Linked DNA regions of Homo sapiens: region 2 is linked to region 1. A link is an interaction called in ENCODE POLR2A ChIA-PET data of the cell type or tissue named here. Cell type or tissue: endothelial cell of umbilical vein. All regions are shown on one strand. Each heading gives the region's core, and the rest is flanking DNA. Links, peaks and the distances in the headings are about the cores only. Region 1 overlaps MINDY4 (MINDY lysine 48 deubiquitinase 4). Region 2 overlaps GARS1 (glycyl-tRNA synthetase 1).

Region 1 (8,561 bases), core at 562-8,561:
CACTGACATGAATGATCCACACACATCTGGACCAGCCGCTCTCCACTAGGACCCAATGGTTGGCACTTTAGAGGCACCTGTGCAGTCCTAGATATGGCTGAGTGCGAAACAATGGGGACAGAGGGTGGGGAGGGGCCGGGAAGCTGGCAGGAACTTGTAAGGGTTCTGGGCTTTACTGAGAGCCACAGAAAGGTAGTGAATGGCTGTGAGCACTGCAGTAACACGACAGTTTTTTGTTTTGTTTTGTTTTTTAACCTGAAGAAGCACGGAGTATAACTAAATTGTGGTCCAGGGTTAGAGACAACTGAATAACAGTTCAGTTGCAAAACGAAAAGTTACTGTAGGTGAGACCATGACATTTCCTAGCACTTGATTTTAACACATGGTGCTAATTTTCTAAAAACACTCAGAAGAATCAAATTTATAGCAGATGGAGTGTTTACGTAAAATCTGGCACTAGGTATATTATACATATACAGATATCCTAAGACTATATATGAACTAGGAAACAGATGTTGAATATCTCACAGCAGTTCTACAGTGCAGAGTTTGAGGCTGGAATTCATAAATGCTTTTCAAAGTATGAGGTTTGGGCAGGGAACAGACATCTTGTTTTCAAAACCTGAAGATTTTCTTCAATTCTGAAGAAAATCTAACTGCCATGGAGGAAGAAAAAGGGGAAGCTTTTCTCACTTCAACTGAATTGTACATCTACATCCAGAAAGTCGAGGATTCCTGACATTGGAACTGCGATGAGAAGGGTGGGAACAGGTTCTCCCAAAGTAACACAGTTGCATTTTCCAACAGAAGGCTTGGAACCACCAAGAGGTTTCAGTCAATGGTTCATCCTCAACCCACTGTTCCCCATGTTTATGACATAGCCTAAACTTCCACTGAATCTCTTTCTTTCTTTCCTAGGCTTCGGCTCTTTGTCTTTCTTCAAGTCAGTGCTTTCCTTCAATTGCTGCATCAAAGTCTCTAATTTTTAGGTTGAAAGTGTCCCTTCCAAAGGCAGCAAGGTTCATATTCACTCCGTTCTTCCAACTCACTTCCCTCTTGGTATCTGTAAAGACTAAATTTTCCCCTTGCATATTTTGAATACTTTACACCATTCCATTTCCCTTTGAATGAGCAGAAAGATTTCTTGTCATTTGGAGAAAAAAATCTTAATGGCAATTTTGTGCTTCTTGCTCCTATAGAAAGGTTTGGTGTGGAAGTTATTTGCATGCAGCCCATTTGGGAACAATTAATATTGCATTCTCCTCCTAGCTCTGCCCAGGGCACTGTGAGGATAGATCGTGCATACCATCGGGGAATGTAAGGATGTCACGTTCATCCTAGTCTAGACACAAGACGCAGTCCTGCCCTACGTTGTGCTCCCTAGTCAACAACCCAAGAAATTTTGATTTGTCCAAATAGGAACGCTGAATTGTACCTTCTTGTTAAAACACTCGGCATAAAAGGTTGAAACAGGTGGATGCTGGAAAACACGCTCAGCCAGGAATGTTACACTGTTTGGGGCAACTGTGTCCAAAACTTTCTCTGCGTCCTCCTCCGTGTCATTTGGTGATGTTCAGTGATGCTGAAAGATCTCACCCAAAATCAGGTTGTATGGCCTTTTGGCAATCAATCCTTTTCTGCCTGCATGAAAGGCTGAGAGGTACCCTTTTATCACCTGAACCATTTGGTTCCTGGGATCCTTCTGGTCATAAATGCTTAGAAACAGATCTGGATGTGCAAAAATATCTGCATACATTTTTAAAAGATATTTCAAGAATAAATACTGAAAGAACTACCTTGGTGAGATCCATTCCCAGTCTAACCTGTGACAAGAGGTATATGATAACACTTTCATGTTCATCCACAACCCCACCTCCCCTTCATCAATCGTTTTGAAGTGAAAATGCCAGCATCATCACTTACTCCATTGGATGTGGAAGAATTAAGTGCTTCTATGCTATCCAAGTGCTTCAGACTATTTACTGGGCTTCTGTGTGTCAAGCAGATCCAGAGGAGTCTATTGGGTTTTGGGGTTGAGCCACTTTGATGGAATTTATCCATATCAGAGCGTTCATCTTCACTGCTCAAATAAGAGACACTGGTGCCGTATTTGGAGACAAACTGGCTTGGCTTGGTGAAGTCAGACTTCTCCTCGGCAGTGAGTGCCCATTGCTGATACTATTTGGGGGTGGAGTCTGATGATGTCCTATACTGGCTAATATAGGTCCAACCAGCAGGAAAATGGCCACTGCTCTGGCTTATACAACTGAGCAGGTTCTGGAGGTAAGCAGGCTGGGAAGGCATTGTGCTGACCCCAGCTCCTGGGTACTGAGTTCATCTATTACATCTGCTGGGTTAAAAGCACCTTAGCAATCTGCAGCAACACGATGAGCATTTGAGATTTTCAATTTTCTTGTTCTGTTCATCATCTTTGCAGTTTGGAGTGTGTCATTAAAAAGCTTTTATTGTTCTATTAAGATTTGTGGGCAAGCATTGAAATCTTGGACACTAAGGAACACATCCTGAATCCAGACTCCCAGAGGGTGGCAGAAGGGAGGCAGGAAGGAGAGCAACATGCCTGCTCTCAGCCTGGTCCCCAGGCCCCTTCACCCCGCCCCTCTCTATCTTTTCAAGCCTTTACCCTCCCCACTCAGAAAGACTGAAGTACCTCGTATGAGCTCCCAAGTTACAAATTCCTTGAATCCTGGCAAGCTGCTTCAGTGCAGGGGTGAGTCACACTCATCTACCACTAGACAACATCTGTGTCACCACAGTGGCTGAGTCTTACTATCAGGCTGTTGAGTTTGAGCTTGGTTTTGAGGCTTTCTACAGACATAACCAACCCGCTCCATCCAGCCAACAGGGGCAAATGCAGGGAGAGTACTGGAAACACCAGAGGGAAGCAGTTTGCAATTACAATAGAAAATCAAAGCAGAGACATTTTAAAAATTGAAAGGGCTGAGCCATGACGCATGTTGTGCTAGTGTAGGGGACGAATCGAATCGTTCCCCGATTGGAATGGTTCTGAAAGCTTGTGAGTCGATTACAAGGACAAGTAAGAAGGGCTCTGCATATGCAACCAACAACTGCGGACAGGCACAGAAAGGGGAGGGATGAAATGGAAACACCTCTGAGGAGCAGAAGAGACACAATCAAAGTTCCAGACTCATTCATCAGTGCTAATGCAGGAGGCGGCTGACAGCCAGCCAGTTTATAGCCGGGTCTCTCATCCTCGGTACCTAAGGCATTTTGGCTGGGTAATTCTTTGTTGTGGAGACCGTGGTGTGCATTATGAAATGTTTAGCATCCTCTCCCAGGGCTGTGACAACTAAAAATGTCCTCAGACATTGGCAAATAACCCCAGGGGCACACAATTGTCCCGTTGAGACCACTCGCTCCGTAAAAACACCATGGTCCCTGGTGCTCAAGTCAACTTAAAATCACAGAGAAAGGCACTTCATGGTGGAAAATAAGGCCCTGTCCCCCCAGAGGCATCACTGCAACAGAGGGGTGGTTACCTGCCTTAACTGCTTTTCAACGTTGATGGACCCAGTGTTTTTCATGGGGAAAAAGGTGCCTGATAGAGCCTGTGTCAGCCAGGACAAGACAGCAGGCCTGAGTTCAAAGCTCCTGACTGGTAGAAAAGCATCCAGGGACGCCTCTTGTATGCTTTAAATCTCCAGACAAATAGGCCTGTGTGAAAGTTTCCGTTCCCGTGCTCCAGCCATTCGGAATGAGGAGCAGCTCTAGGATGAGCCACGTGGGTATCCCTCACCCCTGGGCCTTAACCCCTGCTGGGCCCTGCCCAGTCCGCCATCCTGCAGGATCAGATCCAGATTCCTCTTTGCAGAAGTGTTCTCTGACTGCCACCCGCGGGTCCCCGTCAGCACCCAGGCCAGGCTCCAAGGCAAAGCTGGTTTAACCAGTGCCTGCAGCCTGGGCTCCAGGTGGAGGTGGCAGGTGGGGGTGCTGCTGCATGAACACGACCCCCACCAGGCCAGCTGTTCCTCCTGGACGCCTGCTTAGGGAGTGGCCCCGCCCTCCCAGGCACTCAGCAGGGAAACCATGGTCCTCGCTGGCTCACGCTTCAAAGCCCTGCCTTGCACTCTCCTCTCTGCCTGCTCCTGAGCCCTGGCCCAACTTGCCACCACCTGATTCCTCCTCCTCCCCAACGCATGCCCAGAGGCCATTGTGGCTCACAGGAAAGGCAGTGCTTCCACAGCTCTTCTCTCAACCTCACAGCAGCTCAGGAGAGGGATCCTTAGACCCCAGGGACAGATGGGGAAACTAAGGCTGGGAGCAGAACCAGACCTTCTGGAGCTCACACAGCTTGATGACTGCAGAGCCAGCACAGGGCAGGTGTGTGTGGGGGGCAGGGCATCAGAAGAGGGCTGGCATGGACAGTGGGGAGTGACAGCGCCCAGAGAATGCTCCTCCGATGGGTGGGAGGCACTGTGGACAGGGAGCCTGGGCAAAATGGTCAGCATGGAAGCTGAACGGGAGGTTCCGCAGGGAGTGGGGGTAGCTGAGGGAGGCGGGGGCTCTGCCTCTGCCCCTCGAAGGCATCATACCCAGCTGGAATTACATTTTCAATTTCTTGTCTGCACCTCCGAACAGAAACATCTGTGCCCCAGCCCCAGGCTCCGGTTATGAGTTCTTTCCTCTTTTCTCTGGACTGTTGACAACCGTTTCATTTTTCTCACTCTAGCCAGGCTGGAAGCATGAGAGAGGTCACTGTGTGTGTCTCGTTTGGAAATGACCATAATAAATTAGCCTGTTTTTTTGCTGAGATGGTTACAGTATAACAGTGGGAGGGGGCAGGGGACAGATCCCACATTCCTGACACAAGCAAAGGTAACAGGAGACTCTCTCAGGCCGAGGTTTGCGTCACAGCAAAGCGCAGAGACACATGGGGTCTGGGATGGTTTGAATTAGGATGCTCTTCTCTGAAGGCGAAACCAGCAGTCTGGGCTTGTGCAATGTCACCGAGGCAACAAAGCCAGGTGGTGGGAAGTCACTGCCCACTAAGTGACCTTCCAATGGGCTGGGACAGCAAAAGCGTAAGCCACAGTCCTTGGAGCTTGTGACTCAAAGTGTGGCTGGGACACGGACCTCCATTCTGGAGGCCCCCATCTCCCTGTCTGTAAAAGAAGAGGTGATAACAGGGGGTGCCCAAAGGCCTTTCTGTAGAGCCAAGCAAGCTGCCAGACAGCCAGCTGTGTGGCTTGGGGGTTCTTGCAGGGCAACAGAGCTGGGTTTAAGGGTGGGTGGTGCATCTTTCCCTGGACTGGTAACAGGGTTGATTCCAAACTTGACTTTTGGCTGATGGCAAACTCTCTGAGAGCAGGAGCCAAGTCTTACTCAGCTGTTTCTTCCATGGTGTCCAGCCCAGGGGTTCTATGAGGGTTGACCTGATGTGGGGGAATTCTACCTGCCCACCAGACTGGCCTACCCTGCAGCCCCACCTACCGAGCAAGATGGACAAGATGCTGTGGGCACACAGCTGCATCTTATCAGGAGCTTGGGCTCTCACTGCAGCCTTTGAAATGACCTGAGCTCATGCCACGATGTCACGTGTATCCCCTTCCTGACACGGTGGGGCCTTCCTACAGACAGCAGGACTTACCCCTAAGCCTGCTGTTTCCCACTGCAGTGGTATGTCACCTGGTGGGTATGGGGGCAGTGTTCCCACTCACCACTCACCCACTCAGCTTTTCTAGGAACAACTGCCAAGGTGGACCCACCATGATGGGGGATTGATGGGGGAAGTGGAACAGGCAGGCAGCTGGTGTCAGCAAAGTTCTCGCAGACATGGAACACAGACCTGGGGATGAGGGGATAGCTAATGGAGCCAGGAAGAAGGTTCCCCTGGCCCAGTGCCTATGGCGGGCCAGAGAATCAATGCCTCACTTGATACCCAACTCTCACAAGGCAGCAGGGTTGGGGGGGGGGTGGGCACTGCCCTTACCTGGTTCTCAAAGTGTGGTCCTGGGACCAGCAGCATCAGCATCACTGGAGGACTCCTTAAAAATGCAAATTATTGGGCCCTACCCTGGACCTACTGAATAAAAAGCTCAGAAACCCTTGGTGTGGGGCACGGCGCTTTGTGTTTTTTGGTTTTGGGTTTTTTGTTTGTTTGTTTTTTTGAGACGGAGTTTCCCTCTTGTTGCCCAGGCTGGCGTGCAATGGCATGATCTCAGCTCACTGCAATCTTCGCCTCCCAGGTTCAAGCGATTCTCCTGCCTCAGCCTCCCAAGTAGCTGAGATTATAGGCGTGTGCCACCATGCCCGGCTAATTTTTAATAGAGATGGGGTGTCTCCATGTTGGTTAGGCTGGTCTCAAACTCCCGACCTCAGGTGATCTGCCCGTCTCGGCCTTCCAAAGTGCTGGGATTATAGGTGGTGATCTGTGTTTTAACATATTCTCCAGGTGACTCTGATGCCCCTGAAGCTTGAAGGCCACTGCTCTGGAGCAAACTTTCCCCAAGCATGAGCCACAAATGCATATGGGCTCCTCTTAGCCCCTGTGTGCTACACAAATAGAATTATTTTCCATGCATGACTGCTCAAGGAGATGGTGGGGCTCAGCCTTGTCCAAGCTCACACAACACTAAGCAGATGTGAGGGCAGAGAAGGGCAGGGCCCTGGCCCAAATCATGCAGCCTCTCTGCTTCCCACATAACCTCACTGTCACCTGCTTGCAAGTGAACAAGGGGCAGGGGAAGGAAGTTTTGGGAGATGAAGGCAGCCAATAGAAGAGGAAGAGGAGGTTCAGGCCCGTGTCCACACACTAAGACTCTCACTCTGCATGGACTAAGCTCCATGCAGACCAAGGCCCCAGGTCGATCTCAAACAATTGTCAATTAGAGCTGAGCCCAAGAAGTCCAATCCTGGGCCCACGCTGGGAGGTGCTTGGTGAGTCATGCAGTGGAATAATTTCTGGAGAAAAAGGAGTTACTCCAGAAGAGGCAGTGGAGAGGTTTCAGGTGGTGGGCCACCCCCTGGGAGGGGTAGAGAGACACAGAGTCAGACGGAGGCCTTCAGAGAGGGTCCCAGGAGTCCAGAGGCAAGCTGCGGCTGTGTCCAGGGTGTTGGAGCCCTGCTCAACAGGCCCACCTGCAGGAAGGATGCCCTGTGGCCTCCCACGCTGTCCTGTACAGATGCCAAGGCTAGTGTCACCTCCTGTCCCCACTGCTGCCTTTCTCTCATCATTTTGAATGAGTGGCCCTTTGTACATGAAAGGAAAGCGACCTGCAGGTGCCCTTAATCCTCCCGACGAAAGAAGCACCAGCACATGACCCTGCAAGAATGCTTCATCCCTGGCTCAGGGGGCGGGCAGGTGGATGGACGAACGGATGGACGGACGGACGGACAAAGCATGTCGAGGATGTCTCGGCGCTCCTCCCATTTCCCCTTCCTGGTGTTTCCACCATGTGAACATTTCTCTTTCTCTGCAGCTCCTCTCAAGGGCTCGCTTTCCTGTGGTGGGCATCAACCCTAAGCTTGCTGTGCCCCCTGGATCTCAGGCAGTAAGCATTGCAGGGCCTCACCATTTTGCATCCCCCGTCACAACCCCAACCATTTCACAGGCAGAGAAATGGAGATTCTCTGAGATCACACCAAATCAGGAGTGGCTGAGGTCATCATCGTGAGCACAAACACCATGGAGCACTTAGTAACGTCCCAGACACTCTTCACAAGGTCCAGTGAGAAAGGTATGCATCACCCCCATTTTACAGATGACAAAGTGGGGTGCAGGAAGGTGAGGTCCAGTGGCTCACACCAAGAAGCAGCAACACCAGGGCTGGAACCCAGGCGACTTCTCTCCAGAGCCCACACTCATAAAGGTTACCAGTTCCACTGCTCCCCCAGAAGGGACCAGGATCCAGGCCTCTCCCTCCCGGGCTGCTCCTCTCATGCACGCTGAGGCCTCTGGGTCATGCCCCAAGGGCTTTGTGAAGGGCCTGCCGGGGCAAGGGGAGCACTTCTGACAGCTACCGCACCACCAGCCCAGGGGCCCACTCAGAGAACACAGCAAGGAGGTGAGCCCCAACTCACCCCAGTTACTGAACATTCCCCTCCCCTGGCCTGAGCCTCAGCCTCCCCTTAAATACAGAGGGGCTGGGTCAGAGGAGTTGAAGCTCCCACCTGCCTCTGAGGCCAGAGGCACACTGCTCAGTGTTCAGAGTGGCGGAGCTGCTCCTCCGGCTCCTCCGCAAGCAGAGGGTGTCGCTCCAGGCAGCACCTCCTGCCACCCCCAGGCTGGGCCAGGCCTCCCAGCTTCCTATCCTGCTCAAGCCTCCCCCACCCTCAGGTAAGCACCCCTGTCCTGCCTCCTTCGGGCCTAACGGTACTTGCCACATCTGGCTGCTGCTGCCTTGAGGGAGGAGGGGCTTCAAGAGGTGCCCATTTAGCCCCCACCCCCAACCATGAAGGCAGTCTCAGAAGCTGTCTAAAGACGCATCACCACTGCAGACCACACACTCCTGAACCTGGGCCCCAGTGACCACGAGTGGAGAAACCTGTGTCTTTCCAATCACCACACCTCTTTGAATCAGGGT
Region 2 (8,561 bases), core at 317-8,316, 280 kb after region 1:
AGCTATGAAATGGAACACTGGCTAAGTCTGTTAAACAGTGGACAAGGAATCAGAAGATAAAGATTCCAATTCTGAATCATACTGTAAACTAACCAGATATTCTTTATCCATGAAAACCACATCTTTCAAATCAACAGGCTATACCTATGCTGTCCAATATGGTAGGACACCAGGCAGATGTCTATTTAAATTTCAATTAAGATGAAATAAATTTTAAAATTCAGTGCCTCAGAAGAACTGGACCCATTATGAGTGCTCAAGAGCCAAATGTGGCTGGTAGCTAATCATACTGGACAACACACATTACAGAACATTTCCATCACTGCAGAAAGTTCCGTTGGACAGTAGCATGCTAAACTAAATGGTTTCTAAAATATCCTTCAGCAATAAGTTCAACGGCTTTTAAAACCATTCTTCAACTGTCCCTTCTACCCTATGCAGCTATAACTAGAAGATATAGTGATCAGAGACTTTATTTTATGCCAAAAAAATACATATATGCCAAAAAAGAAATTATATTCAGAAAGAATTTTTTAAAAGATTTATTTCTGCCATTATTTCTCCATAATACATTCATCTGTACTTCTGTATATCACTTTTTAAAAATTTTTCCTTCATAACATTGATATTTACCTTTTAATATAAGCAATTTTAAAAACTTCATTACATAAACAGGTAAACAATAAGTGATACATACCCAGGCATGTTTCCTCCAGGCCCAATGAAAGTCTTGAACATTAAGTTAAAAGACACTGGAGGGGATAGATCATTTCCAGTAATGGGAGATTTTACATTATAGTTCACAAAAAGATCCGCAAGTTCTTGCTGTCCATAGTTATCAAGCTAAAAGACATATAAAGAAATTAGTGTAAAAGACAGAGAAAACAAGGCATAAGATATAAAGTATTATATATAACCCTAGCCATCCACTGCTACAATCACACAAAATTCAGGAACATCACAATTAACCTAACCTTCAGGACACCCACATTAAAACCATAACCAATTTATTCACTTTCCATTTATCAAGAGAGAAAAAAATATCCTTCTGGGACCTAAAACTCATATAGTCACTGTTTCAAAGTGAAAGATAAAGCAAAATACCTCTTATTCAATTATAATAGTTATTGGTTGGCAAGAATCTGAAATTACCTAAATAAGTTTTCAAAGCTGAATTTTACTACTCTGAACATATTTAAGGTGCATTTCTGCATTTCTCTGTATTTTAAAGATCCAGTCAAGCAAATATACTATTAATAGCCACCACCCTCTCCTCAATGGAGTAATTAAATGTGCATTGAACTTTCCTTTCCCATTAGATATTAAGCGCCTAGAAGACAGAAGCTGTATCTTATTCACCTCAGCATTTTCCAGTGTATTGCACATTCTATACATTGATCATCAGTGCCAAATCCTGTAAAATGATGTATGCCCTCCAATTTAAGAATTTCAAGTGACTATGACAAACCATCTAATAGTAAGCAGTATTTAAAACTTAAAAGTTTCCTAACAGAAACAAAATAATTCAGTAAATCAATTAATGGCCATAATAACTGAAGCTTCGAGTTCAGAAAGACCTTGGCGTATCTCCCAACTCTACACCACTTATGGGTTGTGTGACTAAAGATTAAGTTCTTACCTAACCTCTCTAAGAACAGGGGAGAACAGCTTCTACCTTGCTATGCAGGAATATGATGAAGATTAAACAAAACATGTAAAGTATTTAGCACAGGCAGGACCTGGTACATAATAACTACTCAATAAAGAGCAATTATATTTGCTACCCTCATAAATCCAATGGTATTTCCACTCCATAAAAAGGCAACCCACTCACACTAACAACATGTTCCAGATTTGAATGTGCAATTTAAAATATTAAGCCTTCTAGACTCTATTTCTACAGAATTTCTAGGAGGAATCCACAAAATAACATTATACAATTACCCAAGAGGCTGGATCAATGAGGAAACTGTTCCAGTGAACTTCAAGACACGGGTACCATAAATATAAGCTGGTCCTACTAGAGTAGAAAGTTAAAGAGCCTGAGGAACATCTATTTCCCAGGTAATTCAAGAATATATAGTGTTTTCCAATAAAAGGCATAATTTAAAAAGAAATCAGGAGGAAAAAGATTCTGCCAATACAGATAGAAAGCAAAACCCCTGGGAAAGGGAATCTGGCAATATCTAACATTACTATATTTGTATTTATCCTTTGTCCCATTTCTAGGCATCTATCCCAAAGACACAATAGCAAAAACATGAAAAGATATAAGCACAAGATTATTCAATGCAGCATTATCTGTAATGTTAAAGATGGGAAATAACCTAAATGTCCAGCAGTGGACAACTGGTTATGTAAAATATATCCACACAATGCCCAATTATGTAGCTATAAAATGGAAGGAGGCAATCTCTATATACTATGAGGGACCAATCTCTGAAATATTTTGTTATGTGAAGAAAACCACAATGGAGAAAAGTGTGTATGGAATGCAACCATTTATCTAGAAAGGAGGGCATACAAATATCTATATGTCTTTGTTTATATTCTATTTTTTTAAAAAAGGAAGTTGTTTTAAGTTAAAAACTGCTCAGGAAGCAGGGAAGCAGAAGGACGGAAGGTAAAGGGAAGAGAAAGATAGTAGACTAAATATACCTTGTTTTTTAGATTTGCCTTTAGAGGTATAAAAAATGCTTTATATGATTATAAAACAAATTTTAACTTTTTTATTATACTTTAAGTTCTAGTGTACATGTGCACAACATGCAGGTTTGATACATAAGTATACATGTGCCATGTTGGTTTGCTGCACCCATCAACTCGTCATTTACATTAGGTATTTCTCCTAATGCTATCCCTCCCCCAGCCTCCCACCCCCCGACAGGCCCAGGTGTATGATGTTCCCCACCCTGTGTCCATGTGTTCTCATTGTTCAATTCCCACCTATGAGTGAGAACATGCAGTGTTTGGTTTTCTGTCCTTGTCAGAGTTTGCTGAGAATAATTGTTTCCAGCTTCATCCATGTCCCTACAAAGGACATGAACTCATCCTTTTTTATGAATGCATAGTATTCCATGGTATATATGTGCCACATTTTCTTAATCCAGTCTATCATTGATGGACATTTGGGTTGGTTCCAAGTCTTTGCTATTGTGCTATATGATTATAAAACAAATTTTTAAAAAGGAAACCCTGAATACTGAAAATAAAATGAAATATATGGACTAACTGCATATCTAGCTGATGGCATAACCACACAGAGAGAATGACTCCAAGTGACTTTAAATACAGTTATCAGACTGTAAGACTACACAGTGCTGGCATATCCCTAAAGAAAAGAACAATAAAAGTGTTTTTAACTGTTTTCAACATTCATATTGCTGATGGTGGTGTTGGTATTGTCATTCTGAGACTGTTAACGTATACAGTGGGAGATAAGGCACATCAATCATTATGTTTTGTTGCTGAGAACTGCGATTTTTGGTAAGGGTAAAGGAGAGAGATTTAAGATTAATATAGTAAAAACCCTATAAACCTAACTTTAAGTTAACTATTAAGTATCTATATTAACTCATGAAAAGTTTATCTTTTAAAAAATATCAACTTCCTAGCTCAGATCACTGACAAGGTTTATAATTAGTGATCAATACCATCCCCACTAATAAGTACCAAGTACCAGGGCTCCTTGGAGAAATGTCTGATTCCAAGTCTGGGACAGGAAATGTATAAGATGAGATGGCAATATCTTGTCATATTAAAGGAAGTTTTCAGAGACTACAAGGGCTGTGTCAAAAGGACTCAGCAGAGAACTCCTAGTCACCAAAGACTGGACAATTTAACCACCAATAAGATAACTGCAACTGACTGAATATCAAATATTTGAATCTAAAGTTCACAACAGTAGGAGGAAAAAACGAAAAGGCAGGCAGGAACTCGTGCATTTCTGAAGGATGTTAGGGAACCAACTAATGGAAAACAGGTTTAAAAAGACAAGGGGTGGGAGAATGGATGAAGCACTTATTCTCACCTTTCTTTACAAATCGTGTCTCAGTTAAATCAAATAGTTGATAGAAAGTTTTTTCATATAGAAATAGTCTAGCTAAAAAAAAAAAAAAAAAAGAATAACAATGACAAAAATCACCATTTTGAAATCCCCTCATCAGTTAATGCATCTAAACAATGGACATCAATGGCCACAGCCCACAGAAGAGCTAACCAGGTACTATGTAGCTCTGGACAGAAGTCCATAACACCACTTAACCAAATGTCTCGCCAAAAATACCTGGTCAAGCTTCTAAATCTAATAGAGAAAAAGATGAACATGTGTAACCTCACTACAATAACGTAATTAGCCAAATCCAGACAGTAGAAAACAGTAAGGAACAAATGACTCAGCTTCTTGAAAAAAATTTTAATGAAAATGCGGGGAGGGAAAAGGGAATGAAGGAAGGCCATACAGATTGGAAGAGATATAAGAAACATATCAACCTATCACAAAGTATAGACTTTATCTGGATCCCAATTCAAATTTTAAAAACTGGAAACATTTAAGACAGCCTAGAAAACATGAACACTGATCAAATATTTGATGATATTAAATTATTAACATTTCCCAAGGTAAGAGGATTGAAAAGGATTTTTTAAATCCTTTATTTTTAAAGGATTTTTCTCTTTTAGAGATAGATAATGAAAAATTTACAGGTATAATAAAATAATGTTTGAGATCTGCTTCAAAAAAATTCAGGCTGGGCACCATGGCTCACATGTGTAATCCTAGCACTTTGGGAGGCCCAGACAGGAGGATTCTTGAGCTCAGGAGGTCCTGGCTGCAGTGAGCCATGTTCGTGCCCCTCCACTCCAGCCTGGGCTACAGAGTGGGGCTCTGTCCCCACCCTACCACACACAAAGAATTAGGGGAAAGAAGTCAGGAAAGTGAGAGGGGAATAGATACAAAAAAATCTAACAGTGAAGCAGGGTGATAGGTACATAATTGTTTATTATGTTTTTATTTAACATATAAAATTTTGTATGTTTTGAATTTTTCATAAACAAGTTAAAAATGGTTTTTAAAACTGGAACATCCAGAGATGGGCCACAAAAACAGACAGAGAAGAGAAACAAAAGAATTCGTTCTGAGCTGTTAAATCCACATAATAGGAGTAGAGGTCTTCCTACCACAGAAGGTGAATCAGGGCCTTTTAAAGAAACAATGATGCTTCATAAAGCTGAAAAGGAGTCAGACACTAAGGTGCAGAAAACGCTACTCTGTGCTTAAGCAACAGATGGGCTTTCAGCCAGTGAATCCACCAGGGCCATTTCTGAGTGCTACACCATTTCCCATGGGTCCCTTACTTTTCATTGAAGATTATATTGACAGCTGTACATGCATCTGATATGGCAAGTCAAAAAACAAATTGCTCTCCTAGAACACAGATCTGAAATAAGAGAGAAGGCCAATGCTCAAACAATAAATTGACTTGTCAAATCAACTAGTTACTTCCCAACTCTGACAACGTACTTGGAAATGAATAATACTGTTAAGATCAAAAACATATACACAAAACCTCAGTAAATCTAAAATTCTGAATGGAAAATTTTAGGGATACTTAGAGGCATTTTCCATTTTTTCTAATAAAGGGCATGCCTTTGGATAAGAAAATGAGATGAACGTGTGGCTTCAACAGTATCAAAATGTAAGAAATAATTTTCTAAACCATGAGTAATTACTAAAACAATGAGCTTCAAGCAAGGGATAAAATTACACTCCACAAGTATCAAAATAAATCAGCAGATGATTCAACAGCCAAATTAAGAAAGTTTTCAATGTAAATGAAGAAGGAGAAATTATTTTAGCTATGTTGGAAAGTTAACTATCACAGAGAAAAAAAGCATGCTAAAAAAAAAATTAGGACAACAGTGGAAAAGTATCCAGTAATTCCCATGAAAAACAACATATTAGGGAGTTCTATATTCAGGCAGAGAGAGAGAGAGAGATCGGTGTAAAGAAAATAGGTATAATCACAGTATTGGTTTTTTGTTTTTTGCCCAAGGAAGTAAATAAAATTTAAGAGGTGAGCCTCAGTAGACCTCATGACTAAACATGGTGTTGGAGAAATGTACTTTGCCTAAACGGAATAGCCAACAGATGAGGTGAGACACCAGCAACATATATACATGAGCACATGCATCTTCCCAGGGAGACGTGCAGTTTTGATCACATTCTTAGGGTGGTCTGTGACCCAACAAAAGGATAAGAACTACTTCTAATATAGAAAGTATTCCTGCAATTGGTAAAAGGTCAGAATAAATTATCTCTGTGGTCTCTTTTTTGTCTTCTCTAAAATTTGTCAGCTTAAATATTATACAAATTATAAAACTTTAGGCCTATAGGCAAACTGAGAAAAGCAAGGACAGAAAAGTCAGGACCTGCTCATGAGGTTCTAAGAATAATAGCATGAAATCAGGGTCCAAGCAGAGGCAGATCAAGTAGCCAGTGAGAAAGTGCTCATCAAGTTATCTGCCCCGAAGTCTCCACACCAGTGCTGAACACTACCCATCATCAGTCACTCCTGTGGTTTTAGCTATTAAATCCAGAAAAGTAGTTTCCAAGGTCAGACAAATTGAATGCCTATTAACACGGACTTGTTAGTTTGGGCTGAAATAAAGGGTTAGTCACAAAAGAGAGAAGAAAATAAAAATGCAAAAAAAGAGACGCTATACAGGACAGAATTAACCTCTGCTTCATTACAATGTGGCCAGGGTCAGCATAATGGGAAATGCAACAGTCATTAAACACTGAAAGAAGGACAGCGACCACCTAGGTTACTCTGATAACATCTCTAGAGTACTCACCTGGGCCAAAACACTTTCCATTTCTGATTTCTTTTCGACAGAACACTTCTTATCAGACATCAATTTCTGTAAATGAGCTGTAAGAACAGTGTTGACATATATCAATCAATGGGAAAAAGGACAATGCACTTTTCAGTTTCAATGCTAGACAATTAAAAAGTAAATCCAAGCATAAAGTTCTTAATTTACATGAATCCCACAGTTGATTTTACAACAGCAGTCATGGTATTGTCTTGATTCATTTGCTAATTAGAAAAATTATCTGTATATAACTAATTATCTACATATAACTTTTTTAAAAAATAAAGGACTTGATCTATATACTTAAGATCTGTGCACTTTGCTCTTTGAATGTTATGCCTCAATAAAAAATTTAATGAAAGACATCTGAGAGAAAGTTTAAACCTTTTATTTTGATCAATCCTACCTGAAGGAGATGAAGAACCTCACCTTTTAATAGATGGTCAGCACGAAAACATTCTCCATTTTTTACGTCTTTCACCATGAAGTCAGCAAATTTGTCTACATGGCCAGAGGTCCTAAATTAACAAATGCCAACCCAATTTGTCATTCTCATACAAATTACACATAGATATTACCTTATAAGATAATTCCCCATCAATATTTATATCCATCTCAAAGATGGAAGCTCCCATATCTATAGTAATGATGTATCCATGACAGTAATGGATGCCAGAGAAAATTCTTCCTCAAATCTATTTCTCACCCTCTCCCACATTCTTCCTTCCCATAAGAAAGAAGACATTAACTAGACAATAAAAAGACAATTCTTTTCTACAAGTTGTCATAAAGTCTGTACTATTCTTCAGGATCAATTAATCCATGCCTATGCCATTATTATTAGTGATCTAAGCAAAGGCCAAAATCACTGGGAATTTGACTAGTTAAGAATTCATGGCAGCTCAGTATAGACATTGAACCTTAAGGGAAGTGTTTTCTGCCACTGAAACCTGTACTGACATTGGTATTATCTCTACAAAGTTCCTATTGGTGGAACAAGTAGCTAAAATGATAGGTAGTCCTGATCTTATAGAGCCATCATTCAGAATTCCTCCTCTTCATTGGCTGAAATTATTAAGAGAACCTAACGGATGCCAATAGTAAAAATTAGCTCTCCACCAGTCAACCTTAAATGAATAATGACGAGTTACAAAATGGCAAGAATTCCTCTTTCAGGCCGGGCGCAGTGGCTCACGCCTGTAATCCCAGCACTTTGGGAGGCCGAGGCAGGCGGATCACGAGGTCAGGAGATCGAGACCATGGTGAAACCCCGTCTCTACTAAAAATACAAAAAAATTAGCCAGGCACGGTGGCAGGTGCCTGTAGTCCCAGCTGCTCTGGAGGCTGAGGCAAGAGAATGGCGTGAACCCGAGAGGCGGAGCTTGCAGTGAGCAGAGATCGCCCCACTGCACTCCAGCCTGGGGGACAGAGCGAGACTCCATCTCAAAAAATAAATAAATAAATAAAAGAATTCCTTTCAGTTTCACATTCTGAAATTCTGCCCTACTTTGGGAGGCCGAGGCGGGCGGATCACGAGGTCAGGAGATCGAGACCACCCTGGCTAACATGGTGAAACCCCGTCTGTACTAAAAATACAAAAAAAAAATTAGCCAGACGTGGTGGTGGGTGCCTGTAGTCCCAGCTACTTGGGAGGCTGAGGCAGGAGAATGGCGTGAACCTGGGAG

The links. Peaks named below come from ENCODE experiments on the same cell type or tissue, not always from the same donor. Only the 100,000 strongest peaks of a DNase experiment are listed, where the experiment ranks them.
Region 2: POLR2A ChIA-PET joins it to region 1 with 11 read pairs; 2 of 35 experiments call an interaction of 5 or more read pairs at or near these places.

The regions. Positions count from the first base shown.
Region 1 is chr7:30,883,098-30,891,658 of GRCh38, reverse strand. The region is part of intron 17 of MINDY4 (MINDY lysine 48 deubiquitinase 4); the gene reads right to left. All of the region lies in intron 19 of INMT-MINDY4 (INMT-MINDY4 readthrough (NMD candidate)), which reads right to left. It also overlaps the pseudogene OSBPL9P6. Among named protein-coding and RNA genes, the nearest start is that of AQP1, 24 kb to the left of the region's middle. RefSeq lists an enhancer at 6,714-7,615. In endothelial cell of umbilical vein, for the core only: no CTCF peak of the experiment used is centred there; DNase peaks (open chromatin) are centred at 2,728 and 4,698; H3K27me3 peaks cover 2,068 bases.
Region 2 is chr7:30,601,867-30,610,427 of GRCh38, reverse strand. GARS1 (glycyl-tRNA synthetase 1) reads right to left here. Exons shown (of 17, transcript NM_002047.4): 5 at 7,306-7,394; 6 at 6,856-6,932; 7 at 698-843. Among named protein-coding and RNA genes, the nearest start is that of GARS1, 11 kb to the right of the region's middle. In endothelial cell of umbilical vein, for the core only: no CTCF peak of the experiment used is centred there; no DNase peak of the experiment used is centred there.